Regions from separate parts of the Homo sapiens genome. Here region 1 is linked to region 2. A link is an interaction called in ENCODE POLR2A ChIA-PET data of the cell type or tissue named here. Cell type or tissue: Caco-2. All regions are shown on one strand. Each heading gives the region's core, and the rest is flanking DNA. Links, peaks and the distances in the headings are about the cores only.

The links. ChIA-PET counts read pairs that join two places held together with the same protein. Peaks named below come from ENCODE experiments on the same cell type or tissue, not always from the same donor. Only the 100,000 strongest peaks of a DNase experiment are listed, where the experiment ranks them.
Region 1: POLR2A ChIA-PET joins it to region 2 with 12 read pairs; 4 of 35 experiments call an interaction of 5 or more read pairs at or near these places.

Annotation. Positions count from the first base shown.
Region 1 is chr20:53,802,957-53,811,644 of GRCh38, forward strand. No RefSeq gene overlaps it. Among named protein-coding and RNA genes, the nearest start is that of BCAS1-AS1, 110 kb to the right of the region's middle. In Caco-2, for the core only: no CTCF peak of the experiment used is centred there; a DNase peak (open chromatin) is centred at 4,265.
Region 2 is chr20:53,710,581-53,719,268 of GRCh38, forward strand. No RefSeq gene overlaps it. Among named protein-coding and RNA genes, the nearest start is that of ZNF217, 120 kb to the left of the region's middle. RefSeq lists enhancers at 733-1,634, 1,635-2,535, 2,536-3,437 and a silencer at 4,956-5,156. In Caco-2, for the core only: no CTCF peak of the experiment used is centred there; DNase peaks (open chromatin) are centred at 2,948 and 3,315.

The sequences.
Region 1 (8,688 bases), core at 1,836-6,835, 93 kb after region 2:
CATAGAATTAGCTAACCCAAGTGTGACGAGCTGTGGCAGAATGCACTGAGAATTCTTTAACCAAGTACTGCTTGGCCAAGATCTGAAAGATGATCAAGTGCCAACAGGCAGAGAGTTTAGGCAGAGCAGCCCAGGCTCAGCACCAAGGAGCTGAAGCCAGTTCTCTTAGGCCAACCAGAGCCAACTGTTAAATTTTCAGGAATTTTGTGACCTGATTGTTAAACATAGCCATTATTAAAATGGTTATATAAACTTACAATTAAATAAATTATATTGAAAATAAATATCTCTAGCATGGCTCTAGAGATCTTAACAGGTGGATACTGCTGTATTCTTTTTTTTGAGACGGAGCCTCGCTGTCCCCCAGGCTGGAGTGCGGTGGCGCGATCTCGGCTCACTGCAAGCTCCACCTCCCAGGTTCACACCATTCTCCTGCCTCAGCCTCCTGAGTAGCTGGGACTACAGGCACCCGCCACCAAGCCCGGCTAATTTTTTGTTTTTTAGTAGAGACGGGGTTTCACCGTGTTAGCCAGGATGGTCTTGATCTCCTGATCTCGTGATCCACCCGTCTCGACCTCTCAAGAGACTGCTGTATTCTTATACCGTGCAAGGATAATGGAACCCTCCCTCCCTCCCTCCCTCCCTTCATTCCTTCCTTCCTTCCTTTTTTTTTTTTTTTTTCTGAGGCGGGGTCTTACTCTGTTGCCCAGGCTGGAGTGCAGTGGCTCAATCTTAGCTCACTGCAGCCTTGAACTCCTGGAATCAAGCAATTCTCTCATGTCAGTCTCCTGGGTAGTTGGAACTACAGGCGCATGTCACCATGTCCAGTTAATTTTTAAACTTTTGTAGAGATGTGATCTCACTGTATTGCCAGGGCTGGTCTCAAACTCCTGGCCTCAAACAATCCTCCTGCATTGGCTTCCCAAATTACTGGTATTACAGGTGTGAGCCACCACACCCAATCTCCCATACATTCTATCCAATTGTATCTTGAACACCACTCATTTCAGCAGTGAACATTATTTCTAGTATCCTTTCCAGCAAACCCTCTGGTGCAGGGTCCTATAATATCTGAAAGACTTAAGCAACTGTCACTGCCTGGTGGGTTCCTGATTACCATACTTTAAATACTGACTAATTCACTCTGGGTTGCAAATTCAAGTTCATTAATACACATTTCCTCCTGCTTCACATTATTTACTCTGGAGACTTTTTTTTTTTTTTTTTTTTTGAGACAGAGTCTCACCCTGTCACCCAGGCTGAAGTGGAGTGGTGGGATCATGGCTCACGGCAGTCTTGAACTCCAGGGCTCAAGTGATCCTCCACCTGAGCCTCCCAAGAACCGGGACTACAGGTGCATGCCACCTATGCCAGGCTAATTTTTATTTATTTATTTTTTTGAGGCGGAGTCTCGCTTTGTTGCCCAGGCTGGAGTGTAGTGGCATAATCTCGGCTCACTGCAACCTCTGCCTCCTGGGTTCAAGTGATTCTCTTGCCTCAGCCTCCTGAGTAGATGGGATTACAGGTGTGTGCCACCACACCTGGCTAATTTTTGTATTTTTAGTTGAGACGGGGTTTCACCATGTTGGTCAGGCTGGTCTCGAACTCCTGACCTTGTGATCTGCCCACCTCGGACTCCCAAAGTGCTGGGATTACAGTCGTGAGCCACCATGCCTGGCCTTATCAGGCTAATTTTTAAAGTTGTTTTTGGAGAGACAAAGTCTCCCTATGTTTCCCAGGCTGGTCTTGAACTTCTGGGCTCAAGTGATTTGCCTGCCTCAGCCTCCCAAAGTGCTGGAATTATAGGCATGAGCCACTGCTCCTGGTCATGTTATTTACTCTGAAGTACTCTTATAGTAAACAACAACACATATGAGATCATAATGTCTAACATCACCAGTTTATCCCGAATTTTGTTGCATTTCACTATTTCTTCTGTTCAGCATCAAATGTAGAAGGTGGGTTGTGTTTTGGGTTCCTATCATTCAAAATTTCTGTACCGTTAAACCCTACAATTACACATAGTGGAATGAGACGTTGTCACCATGAGAGGTAAAAAGGAGACAGGACCCCACTGAGGAAACCAGGGATTCATGCCTCTGACCTCCAGCTCACCCCAGGATACACACTCAGTGATGAAATAATCCTAACCCTAAATTGCATGAATTACATTGTTCTCCCTCCCTGTCCCTTTCCTCTGATCCATCTCTTTTGCAAAACTCATGCAATCTGAGTGTGTTTCATGGTAAAATTGTAATGTATACAGTTTTCCCATTTGTGTTTTTATTTGCAAACTGACAGCCGCTTAACCCTGGCACTCGTGGAAAATATTGCCTTGGAAAACGACCTCACCTGACTATGGCATCCATGAGGAGCAGTGAATGATACTGATAGGGGTTAAGACTTGCTTGCCCCTCTGCTTTTGCACAAGTGGTGCCTCTGCCTGGAATACCTTGACCTGCCTCCTGAGCTGTGTATCCAAATCTCAGTTCTGGCATCCCTCCCTCTGTGATGCCATCCTGGGGATCTCCAGCAGAGTCATCATGGCCTTCTTTGTCCCTGCCCCTTACATCTGCTGTGATACTTTTCCTGGAGGTCAAAACACAAATACGTAGAATGCTCAATTTCCACAGAAGGCTAAGAAATGAACCAAGTGGGTTGGGGGTGAAGAACCGGGAACCAAGGCACCAGAGTGAACTGGGAAGCCTGTGCTGGGTCCAAGGGTGCAGCTGCTGCTCAGGCCTGGCCTGGTTTCTATGAGGAATGTGGGCTCAGGGTAGCCAGAGCTCCTGATTTTTCAAGAGAACTGGAAATCTGAACTTTCTTTTTTTGACATATGTCTATCTTTAAAGGCAGTTGTTCCAGATTTTAAAATGACTCCATTCAGAGTTGATAAATCACACACATTCACAGAATAAATCCACTCCACGGGCCACCAGTGACAGCCCATGCTCTAGGCAAAACTCTCCGGAGTCTGAGGCTCTGTCCTTTCTTTCTCAAATTCCCAGTGCCTGGGGCACGGAACCTGGCATGAAGAGGCACTTAGGAAATGTTTGTTGAGTGAATAGATGAGGCAATGAATCATCAGGATATTAAAATTCTTTCCACTCTGCATGAGCCATACATATAGTGTAATTTGTATATTTATATATGCTTTCCTTCGGGCCCATGAACAAAGCCAGGTACTTGCCAAAGTGCAAAAAAAGTTTGATATTTGTATAACAATAATAAACCCAGGGCTGGGCGCAGTGGCTCACACTTGTAATCCCAGCACTTTGGGAGGCTGAGGCAGGCAGATTGCCTGAGCTCAGGAGTTCGAGACAAGTCTGGGCAACATAGTGAAATCCTGTATCTACAAAAATTAAAAAAAAATTAGCCAGGTGTGCATGCCTGTAGTCCCAGCTACTTGGAAGGCTGAAGTGGGAGGATGGCTTGAGCCCAGAAGGTGAAGGTTGCAGTGAGCCGAGATTGCACCACTGCACTCCAGCCTGGGTGAAAGAGTAAAACCCTGTCTCGAAAATAAATAAATAAATAAATAACATTAAATTAAATTAAATTAAAATAGGACAGGCATGGTGGCTCACACCTGTAATCCCAGCACTTTAGGAGGCCGAGGTAGGCAGATAGCTTGAGCCCAGGAGTTCGAGACCAGCCCAGGTAACATGGTGAAACTTTGTCTCTACAAAAAAATAAAAAAATAAGATAAATAAAAAAAAATCAGCTGGACATGGTGGTGCATGCCTGCAATCCCAGCTACTCAAGAGGCTGTGGCAGGAGGGTCACTTGAGCTCAGAAGGTTGAGGCTTCTGTAAGCTGTGACTATGTCACTGCATTCCAGGCTGCGTGACAGAGTGAGACCCTGTCTCAGAAAAAAACAAACAAAAAGCCAGTAAAAATAAAAATAAAAAGAATAAACCCAGCAGCAAGGCATCTGTCATCCTCTCATACTGGTCATTATAATTTTTGGTTAATTCATAAAACTGCTCCACAAGGTAGGTCATATTATCAGCTCCATTTTACAGAAGAGGAAAAATCGGTAAAGCTCAGATCAATTCACCTGCCCAAGACCACAGAGTTGGCAAGTTTCCTGTTATCCTCAGGTTAAAAGCCAAAGTCTGTAAAATGGCGCTACAGGATCCCCCTTCACTCCCCATAGCCCATCTGACCTCATCTCTCCCTCTCCTTCATTCAACACCTGTCTCCCTGACTTCCTCAGACATCCCACATGTGCCCTGGCCTCTGGGCTTTGTCACTGACCCTCTGCGGGGGATGCTGTCGCCTAAGACCTTTGCATGGCTTCCTCTTACCTCCTTCCAGTCTTTGTTCAAATGTCACCTTTTCACTGAGTACTATACCTGACTCCCCTGCCCACTTAGGATCACAGCTCCCATCGCCTTCTGTTTCCCTCCCTTGTTTCCTTTATTTTTCTCCATAGTTTTTTTTTTAATCACCTTCTAACATACTATGTAATGTAATTATTCATTTTCTGCCTTCAACACTGTCAGGTTAAACTCCATGAGGGCAATATATATATATATATATATATATATATATATATATATATATATATATATATATATATATTTTTTTTTTTTTTTCTATTTTCTTCCCTGCTATATCTCTAGTTCTAGAATTGTGCCTGGCACAATACGAATTCTTAATTAGAAGGATAGTAATATGTATGCAGTCTTTTTTTTTTTTTTTTTTTTGAGACAGAGTCTCGCTCTGTCGCCCAGGCCGGAGTGCAGTGGCGCGATCTCAACTCACTGCAAGCTCCGCCTTCCGGGTTCGCGCCATTCTCCTGCCTCAGCCTCCTGAGTAGCTGGGACTACAGGCTCCCACCACCGCGCCCGGCTAATTTTTTTTTTGCATTTTTAGTAGAGACGGGGTTTCACCGTGTTAACCAGGATGGTCTCGATCTCCTGACCTCGTGATCCGCCCACCTCGGCCTCCCAAAGTGCTGGGATTACAGGCGTGAGCCACCGCGCCCGGCCTGTATGCAGTCTTAGAGTGGCCTGTCTGGGCTGAAATCCTGGCTGTGCCACTGGCTTTGTGACCTGGGAGAGTTTATTAACCTCAGTAAGCCTCAGTCTACTCGTCTGTCAAATGAGGCTACTATACTGCATTTCAACCAATCTAAGAAGCCACTGAAATACATTATTTTAGTGAACCACTAAGAAAAAAGTCACGAATTATAAAAGCCCATCAGATCTAAGACTCCTATAGGCTTTAGAAATATTTTAAGTAGGGGTGCCAGATAAAATACAGGATGACCAGTTAAATTTGAATTTCAGATTTTAAAAAATGAGTAATATTTTAGGATAAGTATATTCTATTTAAAATGTACTACTGGGAGGTGTATCTATACTAAAAAGTTATTCATCATTCATCTTAATTTCAAATGCAATCAGAGTCCTGTATTTTATTTGCTAACTCTGGCAAACCTAGTTAAAAGACAAAAAAAATGTATGTTCTAGACCCAGTGAAATGGTAGTGTATGTCGCATTAAGAGATGTAGGTTGAATGAATGAATGTAAGAAAAGTCTGGGCCGGGCGCGGTGGCTCATGTCTGTAATCCCAGCACTTTGGGAGGCCGAGGTGGGCGGATCACCTGAGGTCGGGAGTTCCAGGCCAGCCTGGCCAACATGGCGAAAAACCATCTCTACTAAAAATAGAAAAATTAGCTGGGTGTAGTGGCGCGTGCCTGTAATCCCAGCTACTTGGGAGGCTGAAGTAGAAGAATTGCTTGAACCCGGGAGGCAGAGGGTGCGGTGAGCCGAGATTGCACCACTGTACTCCAGCCTGGGAGACAGAGCGAGACTCCATCTCAAAAATAAATAAATAAATAAATAAATAGCCTGGCACATAGTAGGTGCTCAGTAAATGTTAGATGTTATTATAAAATAGCTAGGACCAGGCACATAGTAGGTTCAGTGCCTGGCACAGAGTGGGTACTCAGTAAATGTTAGATTACTATAAAATAGCCAGGACCAGGTCCATAATTCAACAGGCTAATATCTACTGGCCTGTAGCTCCTTGAAAGTGCTCCCTTTGATCCCCAAGGCTTGCCGAAGAGCTTCTTACACTGAAAGAACCCAGTAATACTTATTCAATGACTAGAGGCTCCTTTTTTGCTCAATGAATGGAGAAACCCCCTTTTATAAAAATTCAGTGACGGCAGAGCCCCCACTTTGTTTTTTACCCCTTTTCTACACTGATTCATTCATGGTTGCAGTCCTTTGAATGCACAGTGGGGCCACTTTGCTGGGAATAGTCTCTGAAGTCTGGAGAGAGAATCCTTTTAGATAAAGCCCCCACAATTAGCTCCTCTCCTCATCTGCCTCCTCCACCTCCTCCAGAGGCTGCTGCCTTCTAGGTTCTACCTTTGAGAGCTCAGGTGCCTGCTGCCAATTACATTTCCACCCTACTTGTGAAACTACTGTGTAATTAGCCTAATTACAGGATTGCAGGCAATGGCAGCAGGCTGCCTGGGAAGGGGTATTAACCCTGCATTTCCCATGCACGTTGCAAGCACTCAGTGTCTCAGGACTGGGGAGGTAGGCTGCAGGCCATCCACCCAGGTTCTGGGTGGCCACTCTTGCCAAGTTGTTCCTTCTTAATGGCCAGAATATTCGACAGTCTTTTCAGAGTCTGTCCACTACAAAGCAACAACAGCAACGTAGTAATACTAGCAGCACATACTCAGGGCCAAACATTTTCAACAGGACAGAAGTAAAAAGTGAGACATAAAAGTTGTCTGAACCTGCACACGTACTCCCTGATTCTAAAGTAAAAGTTGAAAAAAGAAAAAAAAACTGTCTGAACATTCATCACCTGCATTCCAGCTCCACACCCCAGAAGTAACAATATCTAAAATAACAATACCTATCAAATGTAGACAGAAATGTTCTACACACAAGCAAGCTATATGTATAGATGTAGTCTTTGTTCTGCTAATGTTTAGTCTCTCTAAATAATAAAAAATAAGTCAAAAACTAAGTACAATGTGTTTTATATAGATATAGTCACCCATAAATGTCTGTTCAATTTACTTCGCACAATGAGATTATACAATACATATGCTTTTGTGACTTGCCCTTTGTTGCTAAATAATATATCCTATCTGTCTTTAATGCCTACATATTAGTGCTAACTCATTCTTTTTTATAAGGCTGTGTAATATTCAACAGGAAGAACGTGTCATAATTTATTTAACTAGTCTTCCATTATGAAGCATTTAGATTGCAAACAGATTTATGCCATAAAAAGAATACATAATCCCAGCACTTTGGGAGGCTGAGGTTAGTGGATTGCTTGAGCCCAGGAGTTTGAAACCAGCCTGGGCAACATGGTGAAACCCTGTCTCTACAAAAATACACATACAAAAAAAAAATTAGTTGGGCATGGTGGGGTGCGCCTATAGTCTTAGCTACTAGGGAGGCTGAGGTGGAAGGAGCTTAGAAGATCAAGGTTGCAGTAAGCTCAGATCGTGCCACTGCACTTCAGTCTGGGAAACAGAGTGAGACCCTGTCTCAAAAAAAAAAAAAAAAAAAAAGTGCATGAAGCCACACAAATAAGTTCCTGGTGCTTGTGAAGGAGATGAGGGTGGGAGGCAGCTTCCAAATAGTTAGGTGTGGTCCAAGAAGCAGGGGTAGAGAGATCCACTATAAAGCTGCGTGTTAACCCTTTAGTTAGTTGCTGGATCCTAGGAAGCCCTAGATGATTCCAGGGAGAGGCATTGAAGGGCAGCTCTTGACCAACCAGTATGGAAACCGTCCTATATTTTAACTACCAGTGTGGTCTTCCTGGTCACAGCTCTTGATGTTGGCTATATTTGCTATATTTGAGTATATTCACAGGTTTCCAACCCTAGAATTCTTGGGTCAAATGGTATAAACTCTTTTAGTCTTAATGAGTCTGTTATCAAACTTTCTCTTGGAGTCTTTTTTTTCATAAAAATAAAACAGTAATAGTAATAGATGGCATTTATGAGAGCAAAGCAACATACTAAAGGCTTTTTATACTTGATGTCCTGCAATTTTCCCAAGAGGGCTATGCCACAGGCACTTTTATCCCCCTCATTTTACAGATGGGGAATCTGAGACTCAGAGGCTAATGACCTGCCAAGTTTCACACAGCAAATCAGAGGAGGTGCTGCGATTCCAATTCATTTCCATAAGGCCCTGAAACCACCATCCTACTGGCTTTCTAAATCTTATTGAGCTGGGACGGTGGCTCATGCCTATAATCCCAGCACTTTGGGAGGCTGAGGAGCCTGGATCACCTGAGGGCAGGAGTTTGAGACCAGCCTGGCCAACATGGCGAAACTCCGTCTCTATTAAAAACACAAAAAATTAGCTGGGCGTGGTGGCAGGTGCCTGTAATCCCAGGTTAACAGGAGGCTGAGGCAGGAAAATTGCTTGAACCCGGGAGGCAGAGGTTGCAGTGAGCCAAGATCACACCATTGTACTCCAGCCTGGGTGACAGAGAGAGACTCTGTCTCAAAAAAAAAAAAAAAAATCTTATTGGAACGTGAAGATCAGGAAGGAGGCCCACAGTCTTTCCACTGCAGGGTCCATGAGCACACCTGCTTACATGTGCAAAGACACACTTAGATGGAGATGGAGAGAAGAAGCTAGGATGAAAACTAAAGATGGCAAAAAGAGAAATTAATATCAGGTCACTGTC
Region 2 (8,688 bases), core at 1,314-6,313:
TTGAGTCCAGGAGTTCGAGACCAACCTGACCAACATAGCGAGACCCTGTTTCTACAAAAAATAAAAAATTAGCCAGGCCAGGCACGGTGGCTCACGCCTGTAATCCCAGCACTTTGGGAGGCCGAGGTGGGTGGATCACCCAAGGTCAGGAGTTCGAGATCAGCCTGGCCAACATGGTGAAACCCCATCTCTACTAAAAATACAAAAATTAGCCAGGTGTGGTGGCATGCGCCTGTAATCTCAGATACTCAGCAGGCTGAGGCAGGAGAATTGCTCGAACCCTGGAGGTGGAGGCTGCAGTGAGCCGAGATTGTGCCACTGCACTCCAGCCTGTATGACAGAGTGCGACTTCTTCTCAAAAAAACAAAAATAAATAAAATACATAAAATGAGCCGGGCATGGTGATGCATGCATATAGTCCCAGCTACTCGGGAGGACTGAGGTGAGAGGAGGATTGCTTGAGCTCAGGAGGTCGAGGCTGCAGTGAGCTATGATTATGCCACTATAATCCAGCCTGGGTGACAGAATGAAATCCTGTCTCCAAAAAAAAAAAGAAAAGAAAAATCCAGAAAACCCCAACCCACCCTTTTCCAAGAGGGCTTCCCTGTTTCCCTTACCTAAAATGGCCCCCCTCTGTTATTCTCTAGCCCTTGATTCAGCTTCAGTTTTCTCATGAGAATTACCAGCATCTTATGGTAACGGATTGCAACGGGGTAGACCCCATCTAAATAACAGAAAATATTAGCCTGGTGTAGCAGTGTGTGCCTGTGGTCCCAGCTACTTGGGAGGCTGAGGTGGGAGGACTACCTGAGCCCTGAGCCCAGGAGGTCGAGGCTGCAGTGACCTCTGATTGTGTCACTACATTCCAGCCTGGGCAACAGAGCAAATTATAAATATTGATTTGTTTATTAACTGTCTCCATGGACTACTCTGTCAGATCAAGGAGGAAGGGCAGGAACTTAGCTGTAGCTGTATTCCAGTGACTAAAACAGTGCCTGGTATACAGTAGGTGCTCAACAAAAACATATTTAATGACTGTGCAGCATCTGGTTGCCTTACCTCTGCTTGTCTGCTACCCACTCAACCTGAACCACTGCTGGGGACACACACAGCCTAGTGCAGAAACATGTCTCTAGGTCTGGGAAGGAACTCATAAGCAGCCCTTTACCAGAGTCTGCTGACAAACACCAGTGTGAGGGCGTCTGCAGCCAGTGTGGCGAGCCACATCCTCGAGTTGTTTGGGATTCTGGAACAATCCAGGTGGTGAATGCTGATTCTGGCCTTGCCCTTCCCGGGGCTTGGTCTGACACATGACCCTGATCCCTAAGGTTCAGGGTGAGCTCTGGCTCACACGTGCCAACAGAGGTGAGTAAGGCTCGGAGAGGACAGTGCATGACACACGACAACCATGTTTTAAAACAAACCAGTTTCACTCACTTGCTCCTCATTGTTTTATGTAAAAACATTGCCTCATGGCGTCCACTGGTTCCACAGCCCGCCTGCTTCATTCCTGATACATGCGTTTGAAGAACTTGAAGTTTTCCTCCCTCCTTCCCTTCCTTCCTTCTTCCCTCCCTACTTCCCTCCCTCCTTCCTTCCCTCCCTTCCTTCCTTCCTTCCCTCCCTCCCTCTCTCCCTGTTTTCAGGAGCATCACAATGACCCTCAACTGAGTGTTATGTCCAAACAGGCTGCAGCTGGCCAAGCTGCCTCCTTCAGGCATTTAGCAAAACAGAAAGCCCCGGGAGCAGGCTGGAAATGGAAAGCGGGCCCCAGGGTACTTTACTTAACCCTTCAGGCACTTTGAGGTTAAAAGCGCCAACATGAATGCCCTTCGCCAACTCAAAATTGTATCATTTGGCAGCATTCCCACTAGTTCGTGCAGGTAAGAAATGAATGGTCTGCTTGCTTGGCAGCGAGCTGCGTGAACTTGGGCAGGTCACTTAACTCCTGTGAGCCCTGGTGTCTTCATTTTTAAAACAAAGCAGCTGAATCACTAACAACCACAACAAACTGACAAAGTATCTTGAGCGTGGATGTAACATCCATCAGCTTGAATTCCACTGAACTCACTCTGGAAAGGGGTTTTGCGGGAGAACTCAGGTGTCCTGTGGTGTCTCAGTTTTCCTCTGATGTCCTCAGATTGGTGATTGCAAAATCCACCAGAGTTGCTGGAAACCAGGCGTCTGTGACGCGGAGGTGAGGAAAGAAGAGGGCAGGTTACCGTAAAGCAGTGGCCGATTCCAAGGCTGGTCAACATGCTGAAACCCCGTCTCTACTAAAATACAAAAATTAGCCAGGCGTGGAGGCCTGGTTTGGCAGTGTCTGGAGACATGTTGGTTTTCCCAATGTGGGGAGGATCACCATGGGTCATCTAGCGGGTGAAGGTGCTGAGATGCTGCACAATAGACAACGCACAAAGCAATCCCCACAAAGAATTACCCAGCTCCAAATGTGCACGTGCTTGAGAGACTCTGCCTTTCTGGGGGCTGGGGTGAGCCAGGCTGCGAATGCTCCCTTTCTCTCACTAGCCGGCACCCACGATGGGACTTTAGCTTAGGGACCAGATCCTGGGCCAGGATTTTGATTTTTATTTTATTTATTTATTTATTTTTGAGATGGAGTTTCGCTCTTGTTGCTCAGGCTGGAGTGCAATGGCGCAGTCTCGGCTCGCTGCAACCTCCGCCTCAGGGGTTCAAGCAATTCTCCTGCCTCAGCCTCCGGAGTAGCCACCACCATGCCTGGGGCAGGATTCTGCACCAATTCTTCCCCAAACCCAGGTCCCCTCCTTCCTGCAGCCCCTTCCCCTCCCAGGGAGCCTGCCTGTCAACCCCAGTGAGTCCCTCGGGTCTAGTTGTGTTTGCTGGACTTCATTCATGCACTCAACAAACACTGAGCACCCCTCTGCACCTGATCCTGCCATCGGCAGCAGGGGACAATGATGACCATGACAGGGGACCATTGCCCTTGCTTGCTATAACCTTCCCCAAATGGGATAAAGAGGAATCCCCCGCACCAGGTGGACCAGGGCTGTGGGTGGACAAGGGCTCCTGCGCAGAACCATCAAATTCTTCCTTTCAACCCCAGCCCAAGGTGGGTCCTGGTGCTTCCCATAGTACCAAGTGTGCCTGGCAGAGGTGGAGAAAACTCCCAGGGGTCGGGGAGACACTGGGACCCCTGAAACGCCCCTCCCCTCTGCCTTGTGCGGAGTGGTCCCCAGTCACCTGGCTTGTACTAAAGACCCAGCACCTCCAACTACTGTGGAATGCGACAGGTCAGGTGAGAATGACGAAAGCTGAGCAGCGGAGCTGGGGGAGGGGATTGCACCACAGACCCCTCAACTCCCACACCCGCCCTCGGCCTTTCTTCCGCACAAGCTCCTCTTGTCCGCTGTGCTCTTCTCCTCGCCCTCCTTCTCTTCTTCCACAGGTGTCCCAGAGGCGCTGGCTCCACTTCCCTCCTTCACGTTTTTCCCTCTTAACTCTCTTCCCTGGTCTCTATCTCCAGAGATCTGAATTTCCTTATTTTCTTTCTTTTTTTTTTCTGGGACAGTCTCTGTCGCCCAGATTGGAGTGTAGTGGCGCAATCTGCAACCATCGCCTCCCCGGTTCAAGCGATTCTCCTGCCTCAGCCTCCTGAGTAGCACGGATTACGGGCACGCGTCTCCACACCCAGCTAATTTTTGTATTTTAGTAGAGACGGGGTTTCACCATGTTGGCCCGGCTGGTCTTGAACTTCTGACTTGAGGTGATCCACCCGCCTCGGCCTCCCAAAGTCCGAGGCGGGTGGATCACCTGAGCCACATCGCCTGGCCTCTGAATTTCTTTCTTGCCTTAGGCAGAGCAGCTTAGAGGCCAGTTTCTCTAGGGGTCGCCTGAAGCCATCTTTGCTTCCCACTCTGCAGACCTCCCAGCTGCCCAGGCTGCCTGTTCTTCCTTCAAAATCTATTTCCTATTGGTTTCCTCCTCCCATTACCCTGATCCCACCTGGTGCTGGCAAAAACTTCCTTGGCCAACTTCCAGCACCAGCCTAAGGATGCCATGGTCCTCTTCCTGGAAGCCCAGCCATTCATTCTGCAGCAGTGCATTCTAAGGGTGCTGGCTCTGGAGGCAGACGAACTAAACAGCGTCCCGACTGCACCGTTGCCTAGCTGTGTGACCTGGGACAAGTGACTTAACTTCACTGTGCCTCAGTTTCTTCATCTGTAAAATGGGTACCATGATCATCCCTGCCTCTTAGGGTTGTTTTGAAGGTTAAACAAATGAGTGAATATATAAAATGCTCAGAACAGTGTCTGGCACATAAGAAGTGCTTGATAATGTTGACAATTCCTTTTATTATTATTTTTGTAATCTTCAAGATTAAGAGTCTACTTCTTGTTGGTCGGGTGTGCTGGCTCATGCTCATAATCCCAGCACTTTGGGAGGCCGAGGCGGGAGGATCACTTGAGGCCAGGAGTTTGAGACCAGCCTGGCCAACATGGGGAAACCCCGTCTCTACTAAAAATACAAAAATTAGCGGGGGCGTGGTGGCGTGCACCTGCAATCCCAGCTACTCAGGAGGCTGAGGCAGAGAATCACTTGAACCCAGGAGGCAGAGGTTGCAGTGAGCCGAGATCATGCCACTGTACTCCAGCCTGGGTGACAGAGTGAGACTCCATCTCAAAAAAAAAAAAAAAAAAAGAGTTTACTTGTTTCCTTTCCCATAAAGTATTAAACGCTCCATTGCTGCTACCGAAGCTCTCTACGCATGTCTGCTTCTCCTCACCTATGCAAATCTAGATCTATCATAGGTAGGTCTATCATACAGATCTTCCTCTCATCTAATCCTGAGCTCCTGCTAGACAAGGAGTATGTGGAAGGTTTTCAGGAAACACAGCCCCTTCTCTTGAGGGAGTTTATGGTGTGAAACAAAATTCAGGAAAACTGATCACCCAGGTAGATCCCAGTCTGGCCCCAAGACATTTTGTTTGGCCTTCATGGCCAAGGTCGGCTCCAGGATATGCAACCTGGGCAGCTGCACAGGGCCCTGATCTCAGAAGGCCCCATGCTTGGTTTAATGCTTCAATACTGATGTCTTAAAACCCTTCACAAATTTGAACCAGGGGCACCAGAGTTTCCATTTACGGTGGGCCCTACACGTAATAAAGCTCTTCATAAGTCTGGCTTGCACCATTAATTATTCTTTTTTTTTTTTTTTTTTTGAGATGGAGTCTCACTCTATCGCCCAAGCTGGAGTGCAGTGGTGCGATGTCAGCTCACTGCAACCTCTGCTGCCTGGGTTCAAGCGATTCTCCTGCCTCAGCCTCCCGAGTAGCTGGGATTACAGGCACCTGCCACCATGCCCAGCTAAGTTTTGTATTTTTTAGTAGAGATGGGGTTTCACCATGTTGGCCAGGCTGGTCTTGAATTCCTGACCTCGTGATCCACCTGCCTCAGCCTCCCAAAGTGCTGGGATTACAGGCGTGAGCCACCGCGACTGGCCTAATTATTCTTTTTTAAAAATTATTTAATTACACTTAAAAAGTAGGATGCTGGGGATGATGGCTCATGCCTGTAATCCCAGCACTTTGGGAGACCGAGTCGGGTGGATTACTTGAGGTCAGGAGTTCGAGACCATCCTGGCCAACATGACGAAACCCCATCTCTACTAAAAATAAAAAAAATTAGCCAGGCGTGGTGGTGTGTGCCTGTAATCCTAGCTACTAGGGAGGCTGAGGCACGAGAATAGTTTGAACGCAGGAAGGGAAGGCTGCAGTGAGCTGAGATCGCGCCACTGAACTCCAGTCTGGATAACAGAGCAAGACTCTGACTCAAAAAAAAAAAAAAGGGAAAAAATCAAAGTATTTTCTTTCCCTCTGAGTCTTCCTGTTGGCTGAGAATGGCGCCAGTGATAAAACAGTAGTTTGTCTCTGACTTAAGGAGGCAAGGAGATGTGAAGACTCAGCGCAGTGTGGTGTCTTGGGTGGGATTCTGGAATAGGAAGAGGACATTAATTGAAAAGCTGGTGAAATTGGAATAAAGTCTGAAGCTGAGTGAATAGTATTTCATCAATGTAAATTTCTTAGTTTTAGTAAATGACTTAGGATTACGTAAGATGTTAATAATTAGGGAAGTTGGGTGAATGGCCCGTGGGAACGCTGTAGGTCTGTAAAAATCAAATTATTTCAGACTAAAACTACCAAAGGAACTACAAAGAAGATAGAAGAGTTTACGATGTTTCCCATTCTTCCTCAATGCTTTAATATTATAATAATTAATAATACATACAATAATAATCATACATTTTATTTTGGGAGGTATTATTTAAACTTTTTTTTTTTTTTGAGACTCACTCTGTTGCCCAGGCTGGAGAGTAGTGGTGCGATCTTGGCTCACTGCAACCTCCGCCTCCCGGGTTCAAGTGATTCTCCTGCCTCAGCGTCCCGAGTAGCTGGGACTACAGGCATGTGCCACCACACCCAGCTAATGTTTTGTATTTTTAGTAGAGACAGGGTTTCACCGTGTTAGCCAGGATGGTCTTGATTTCCTGACTTTGTGATCCGCTTGCCTTGGCCTCTCAAAGTGCTGGGATTACAGGCGTGAGCCACTGTGCCTGGCTATTTAAACTTTTATATATATATACATATATATATATATATATATATATATATATATATATATATGTATATATATGTATGTGTATAGATAACCATATATATAAGTTTTTTTAATGAATACATGCCATGATACCAAATTCATAGGTACAAAGGATTTTGAGTCTCCCTTCTGTTTTCAAGTCCCTTCCTGTTTTGAGTCTTCCCTCCTGTTTTCAAGTCCCTTCCCTGTGGAAAACTTATTATTTCAAGTTTCTCATATATATTTCCCGAGTTATTTTATGAATCTGGAAGCAACCTCTGTGGTATGTATTGTGTACATTTTCTTTTCTTTTCTTTTCTTTCTTTTTTTGAGATAGAGTCTTCCTCTGTCGCCAGGCTAGATGCAGTGGCACGATCTCGGCTCACTGTAACCTCTGCCTCCTGGGTTCAAGTGATCCTCCTGCCTCAGCCTCCCAAGTAGCTGAGAATACAGGCATGAGCCACCATGCCCGGCTAATTTTTGTATTTTTAGTAGAGATGGGGTTTCACCATGTTGGCCAGGCTGGTCTCGAACTCCTGGCCTCATGTCATGTTATCCTCTCACCTCGGCCTCCCGAAATGCTGGGATTACAGGCACGAGCCTCCATGCCCGGCTGTTGTTATTTCACAGTGATTTTGGCGTCACTGCGTACCTGCCAGCACCTCCTCACTCTTTGCCGTAACTGCTGCATAGTATTCCTTTTAATGAATTAATTTCTGTCACCGGTCTCCTATGAATGAGTATTTAAATAATTTCTGCTCCTGTGCTCTTACAATCAGTGCTGCAACAAATAAACTTGTACGGTATTTCATGTGTGTGGGAGTACTCCTGAGGGAATAAATATCTAGGAGTTACACACACATTTTGGAGAAAATAATGAAAAGCAAATCTCCACTGAATTTTCCCATTCAAGGCTTGAGAGGTGATAAAACACATTCTCGGAGGCCAGTGTCTTGTTTTGGAAACACCACGTTCAAGGAGGCACCCGTCTGCAGCCCCACAGAGGCATGAGGGCCTGCTTCAGATCACTAATCTGGCATTAATACCCTCCTGAAAGGGGGGCGGAGGACAATAGCACCCAGAGAGTTTACACACTTGAGAAATGACTGGAAAGTAATTGGAGCTGGTAGCCATCTGCCTGGCTCTTTCTTTAGAGAGCCAGCACGTCTATCCACTGCAGGCACCAGAAGAGCCTCATGTGGGCTTCAGTCTCCGTCAGAGCTCACCCATCATTCTGGGGGCCCGAGCAGGAGCTGGTTTTCCCTGAAGCTCTCACATTCATCTCCAGGCTGAACTGGCTTTGAAGAAAGATGCCACCTTACCCATCTCCTCTGTCTGCCAATGAGAAAAGAGGACTTTTTTTTTTCTGGCCTTTCAGCATTTCACAATATTCTTCAAAATCGTTTCTTCTTTTCTTGGTAAACAATGATCGCTACTTGTGAAATCCAGTTTTTCATTTCACTTGGAAAGAAAGACTATTTCATTAGCTCATGAGCTTTTTTTTTTTGAGACAGGGTCTCACTCTGTTGCCCAGGCTGCAGTGCATTGGCGTGATCACAGCTCATTGCAGCCTCAACCTCCCAGGCTCAAGTGATCCTCCCACTTCAGCCTCCCTAGTAGCTGGGACTATAGGCACACACCACAACACTTGGCTCATTTTTTATTTTTTGTGGAAATGGGGTCTCACTATGTCGCCCAGGCTGGTCGCCAATTCCTGGATGCAAGCGATCCTCCTGCCTTGGCCTCCGAAAGCTCTGGGATTATAGGCATGAGCCACCATGCCCAACCTTATGAGCTTTTTCTATCTGTCCCAGCTAGGGGTAATTGTCTGAGCTGCTCACAAACCTGCAAAGCTCAGAGTGGGGACTGCTCTTGAAAGCTATGATGATGATTAATAATAATAATAAAATTATACTAGCTACCATTTGTTGAGAAATTATTGTTTTACAGGTTGCTATGGACTGAATCGTGTCCCCTCCCAATTCATATGTTGAAGCCCTAACCTCAAATGTGACTGTATTTGGAGTGAGAAAGTAATTACGGTTAAATATAGTCATAAGAGTGGAGCCTTTA